Linked DNA regions of Homo sapiens: region 2 is linked to region 1. The links are chromatin contacts, found by POLR2A ChIA-PET in ENCODE. All regions are on one chromosome and are shown on one strand. The core of a region is the stretch at or near the end of the contact, and the rest is flanking DNA. Distances in the headings are between cores, read along the strand shown.

Evidence for each region. ChIA-PET counts read pairs that join two places held with the same protein, here RNA polymerase II (POLR2A).
Region 2: POLR2A ChIA-PET joins it to region 1 with 19 read pairs in PC-9. The contact joins two enhancer-like sites. POLR2A ChIA-PET finds 5 or more read pairs at or near these places in 2 of 52 experiments (PC-9 and activated T-cell).

Annotation. Positions count from the first base shown.
Region 1 is chr20:43,751,275-43,753,974 of GRCh38, reverse strand. The region is part of intron 1 of LOC101927200 (a long non-coding RNA gene); the gene reads right to left. Among named protein-coding and RNA genes, the nearest start is that of GTSF1L, 26 kb to the right of the region's middle. RefSeq lists enhancers at 1,473-1,552, 2,053-2,122, 2,313-2,512. Within about 2 kb of position 1,307, at least 3 of the 41 ENCODE cell types and tissues checked have a DNase peak (open chromatin) inside an H3K27ac peak, as active enhancers do.
Region 2 is chr20:44,705,139-44,707,852 of GRCh38, reverse strand. No RefSeq gene overlaps it. Among named protein-coding and RNA genes, the nearest start is that of CCN5, 8.9 kb to the left of the region's middle. Within about 2 kb of position 1,437, at least 11 of the 41 ENCODE cell types and tissues checked have a DNase peak (open chromatin) inside an H3K27ac peak, as active enhancers do.

The DNA of each region.
Region 1 (2,700 bases), core at 58-2,557:
AACTTGCAGTGAGCTGAGATCACGCCACTGCACTCCAGCCTGGGTGACAGAGCAAGACTCTGCCTCAAAAAAAAAAAAAAAAAAGAGTGTGTAGCAGTGCCCCATTTTCCACTCACTCCTACTCTGGCCATGCGATGCGTGTGCTTCTCCTTCACCTTCTACCATGACTGGAAGCTTTCTGAGGCCTCCTCAGAAGCCAAGCAGATGCCAGCATCTGTATTGCCTGCAGAATCATGTGGCAATTAAACCTCTTTTCTTTATAAATTACCCAGTCTCAGGTATTTCTTTACAGCAGTGCGAGAACAGATGAATACAGAGGATCTCTGGAGCCCAGGAGTTCGAGCCCAGGAGTAAGCCGTGGTCACACCACTGTACTCCAGCCTAGGCAACAGAGTAAGACCCTGTCTCTATAAAACTGTAATAATAATGATTTGAAAAATCATATTCATGTGTCTAGGGGATGGATCTTCAGATCCATCCCTAGAGGGTATCAAGGGTTGAGCAAGAACGTTTACTTGTGTCAAGCCATTTATATTTATTTTAGTGTAACTTAAAATTATGCCTTATATTCTTAAATACATTACTGATGATAATTAATGGTGGCTTATGTTCAATTTCAGTTCTGTTCTCATCTTGATAAGAATAACCAGTCAGGTGGCCAGGCACAGTGGCTCACGCCTGTAATCTCATCACTTTGGGAGGCCAAGGTGGGTGGATCACTTGAGGCCATGAGTTCAAGACCAGCCTGGCCAACATAGCAAAACCCCATCCCTACTAAAATGCAAAAGTTAGCTGGCACAGTGGTGCATGCCTGTAGTTCAAGCTACTCAGGAGGCTGAGGTGGGGGGATGGCTTGAGCCCAGGAGGCAGAGCAATCACACCACTGCACGGCAGCCTGGGCAACCGAGCTAGACCCTGTCTTAAGAAAAGAAAAGAAAAAAAAAGAATAACCAGTCAGGGCACTATAATCTCACATGGGTAACTGACCTGTAGCCAACCCCGCTATTTGGAGTGAAGTTCAGGTCCAGACACAAGCACTTACATACTTGATGTCAGACATCCAAGGCAGGCGGTAGACGTGGGATGCTCAGGAGGATACGCCCCATGTGGCATCTGATCAAGTCTGGCTTAGGTGTAAGGACAACGTTCAGGACAAAAACTATGCCTTTCCCATTTTACCATTGAAGATGTCTTAGACAACCAATAAAGTGGACGGTGTAGGACCACAGCCCTGCACAGCGACGTTCTTGCATCACTCGGCTCAACCACAGGAAGTCTCACACCACTGAGTCTGACCACAGGAACGGGCAAATGAAAAGTCATGCAGCTATATGGGCAATGGAACTTCCCTGCCTCCAGTTCCTGGCCAGGAAGTGGGGGCTGGGTGGAGAAATCTGGAAGCTGCCTGCTTACCTACCAGGTCTCCACTCTGTTTTGCTATGAAGCCTCTAAGCCTTGATACCTGTTAATGGATGTATTTGTTGTGAGAAATAAATGAGATGGTGGGGTCAGTTTCCAAAGTTAACGACAGTTTGAATCAAACAGGCTTGGGCACACATGCCACCTCTGCCCCTTGCTCCCTGTGTGGCCTTGGGAAAATTACTTAGACCCTCTGCCCCTCAGAGGTGGGAATAATGTGAGAAGGAAATGAGTGCCTGCACTTGGCCCTCAGAAAGCCCCAATCCACGTTCAGCCCTGATACCAGCTTCACGAATGTTCCCTTGTAAGTCCCAGAGACAGGACTTCCTGAAGGGTCCAGGTGCCTTCAGGCCCCCTTGGGTCTGTGAGTACTGGACCACATGCATCCCCAGATTAGACCTCAAGGACTTGGAATCCCCACATCGGGCCACAGTGGATTTATGCATCTCCAGACAGGACCAAGGGACTCACGCATCCCCAGATTAAACCACTGACCCACAGGGCAAGGAACTAGGGTGGTTTGTTCTCAGTGGAGTCTGGAGAAGGAGATTTCGAGTCGCTAGACTTCATTGGTGGGGGCAGCAAATGGGGAGTGAAATAAACCAACACTCTTGGGGAACTCTAAAATGCTCAAAAGGAAACTAAAACCCAGGAGCTGAAGGTAACATCCAAAGTCACACCACCAGCAAAGGCCATAGAACAACAAAACTAGAGAAGTTCTTGGAGAGCATCTGGTCTAGCCCTTCATTTTCCAGATGAGGAAACTAAGGCCCAAAGAAAGGAGGAAGTTAACCTAAGCCACATGGTCCACTTGTGGCAAAGCCATCCCTCAGACTCAGATCCCAGATTTGAGGTCTGGCGTCCCCTCAATTCCCCAACACCAGCACCCACGTTGCACACCCTTCACCATCTAGCAGAGATCTCCCCAGGGCTGCCATGAGCTGCCCCATGACACTCCAAGGAGCTGGTACGAAACATTTTGTTTTGCACCTTGCCTGTGGTGACAGCTGCGTTAAACCGAATGTTCACAGTCATTATGCTCAGAAACTGAGCAAGAGTTCCATCTATTGGGGTTTCAGAATGAATCAGATTTCCAAACTCTCCTCTCTCCACCTCAGCGCATGTCTGTATATGGTAACCTTTCAAAAGTGAGTCTAATAATTAGTCATCTTGGCCTAGTTCAAGACAACAGTATGTTCTCCAATTTCACTTTGTTTTCAACAAGACAGCGATGCCAACGGTAATGTTCACTGTGGTTAAACACACTTCTCAGCTGGTCCC
Region 2 (2,714 bases), core at 188-2,687, 950 kb before region 1:
AAATACAAAAATTAGCTGGGTGTGGTGGTGCATGCCTGTAGTTCCAGCTACGTGAGGGGCTGAGGCAGGAGGATACCTGAGCCTTGGGAAGCAGAGGTTGCAGTGAGCCAGGATTGGGCCACTACACCCTAGCCTGGGCGACAGAATGAGACCTTGTCTCAAAAAAAAAAAAAAAAAAAAAAAGGTTCAGCAGTACTTACCCATGAGAACATCTAGGCTGATTTTTAGGGGAGTGGGAGGGCTTTGACACCATTACAGTTTCTGTAATACTGATTGACCTACTGAAATTCTCTATTTCTTCTTGGGCCCATCTTTTGACATTTTATACCTTTCTATTAATTTCTCCATTTTCCCAGAATTTTCAAATTTGTAAGCATCATAAATACAAAAGGAACTTATCAAAAAATTTTTCCACATCAATTGACATCATAGATTTTCCTTTGGATCTAATGATGTAGTGAATTACACTGGTGGATTTTCTGGAATGTTTTTCCGGGATAAACGCTTCCTGATGGTGATGTGGTGTCATTATTTTAACTCTGCTGAATTCAGTCAGCAAATATTTTGTTTAGTGTTTTTCTATCTATATATTCATAAGTGAAATGGGCCTATAATTTTCTTTTTTGTATTGTTCATAACAGCTCTTAAATTAACTTCAAATTCCTTGGTCAACGTTGTTCCCCCTTTTTACTCGGCATTTGATTTTACTCCCTTGCCTCATACTTCTTTCATCCTGATCAATGTCATCAGGATTCTCTACCTCATGTTGATTTCATCCTAGACATGGCTTCTGGTTCTGTTCGTCTTCTGCAGTCTTCCTTTGTTCTCCAATTCATTGATTTGTTCCCAGAAGCTTTTCTGTTAAACGCAGCTGAGCCTTTCTTTGGCTCTTAATGACTCTGAGTAGTTCCATGTCTTCGGCGAGGTTACATACTTCATGGAAGCCTCATAGAAGGCCCAGCAAATAGCCCTGGCTCGCCCGAGGCTGGGCTGCTGCCCCTAGACTTGAGGCTCCATCTCTCCAAGGCTGGCTAGCCCACGCTGCCCCTGCCTTTGCCATGGTGGGAGGGGTGAAGAGGAAAGTGCTGAGTACTGCCTGCTCAGCTGGCTTGCAAATGTCCAGCCCCCAGGCACCTCCCTATGACCTCCTCTCACCACATATTCCCTGGTTTGGGCAGGAATTCAGAGGTCTGCTCCTGGCCCTGAGCTCCCAGGTGCCATGCAATGGCTCGCCTGGGGCAGCTGTGGGGCTTGAACAGTTTAATGCTTGGCTCCAGTCTGAGCTGGCAAGGATGAGCGTGCAGGGACTAATACGGTCCTCACTAAGGCTAGGATGGAATGTGCAGCTCACAGCACACACATGTGACTGCCTCCTCTGCACACGGCAGCACACACCAGTCCCAGCCAGGCTTCCTGACAATGAAGTGGTCCTCATTTGCTGGGAGAGGGTGTTGTCATAGGGATCATGCCAGGCATGCAGCTAGTGAGGCATAGACCAGCCTGCTGGGGAGCTGGAGGAGGTCATATGGAGGATGGAAATAGCTTTTAAATTAACATGAAAGCTTATGCACAGGCCTAGCATGCCCGGGAATAGGCACTGAGCCTGGCACTTTAGGCGCTAGATACATACTTGCTGTATGAACGAATAAACGAATTGAAAGACCCAAGCTCTTATCCCAGCTCTATTGCTGTGTGTCCTTAAGCAAGTTTCTTGGCCTTGCTCAGCCTCAGTTTCTTCATCTGCAAAAATGGTAGAGGGGTGAATCCCATCATTTTTACAACTTCCTGGCTCTAGGGGTGTATGTTTCTATGCTTGAAAGCATTTATGGGGCGGCAGCTCTGACCTGAAGAGAGGCAGGGAGGGAGGGCCTCAGGAATGCAGAATCCCTGAATGTCAGAGACAGGGTGATTCCTATAGGCTCTGGTGTCAGATGAGTTACCAGAGTTCAGGAGACCCCACTGAGTTGGAACCTGTTGGTCAGAAGGGAGCAGGCACCAGGGCAGGGGTGGCTTTGTTCTGGACCAAATATCTCTTGGAGTAGGAAGACAACAGGTTAGGTTATTCCCTTCCCATCCAAGAGCACCTTCATCAGTCAGGATATCCAGGCTCCAGGGACTTAGCCCTCACTGTCTGAGTCCCTACAGATGCCATTATCTGCCTGATTTATTCATCCACCTGCCCATCGACCCACCTGTCCATCAATCCACCTGTCCATCAATCCATCTGTCCATCCATCCATCCTTCCATGTTTGTCGGTCCATTTGTCCATTCATCTACCATTTGGTCACTCATTCCATCCATCCATCAATCCATCCATCCATGTATCTATTCTTCCATCCAACCATTCATTCATTCATCCATCCATCCACTTATGCATTCATTCAGCAAACACCGAATGTAATAGGTCATTCCCTACTATTAAGAATAAAAACTAAGGTCTCTGTCCACAATGAGCTCACAGACTAGAGGGCAATATAGAGACAAGCAAAGAGATGATTCCAGCACAGTAAGTGGGAGATACTAGGTACTGAGGGTGAAGAGATGGAGGACCTAACCCAGCCTGGGAGGTGGAGGAGGTGGTTTTGAAAGGCTTCCTGGAGAAGGTGACACCTGAGATGAGTCTTGGAGCAAGATTAGGAGTTGTCCAGGTGAAGAGGAAAATAAAACAGAGCAGCAGGAGAGTACAAAGGCCTGGAGGTGGCCTGACAGCAGG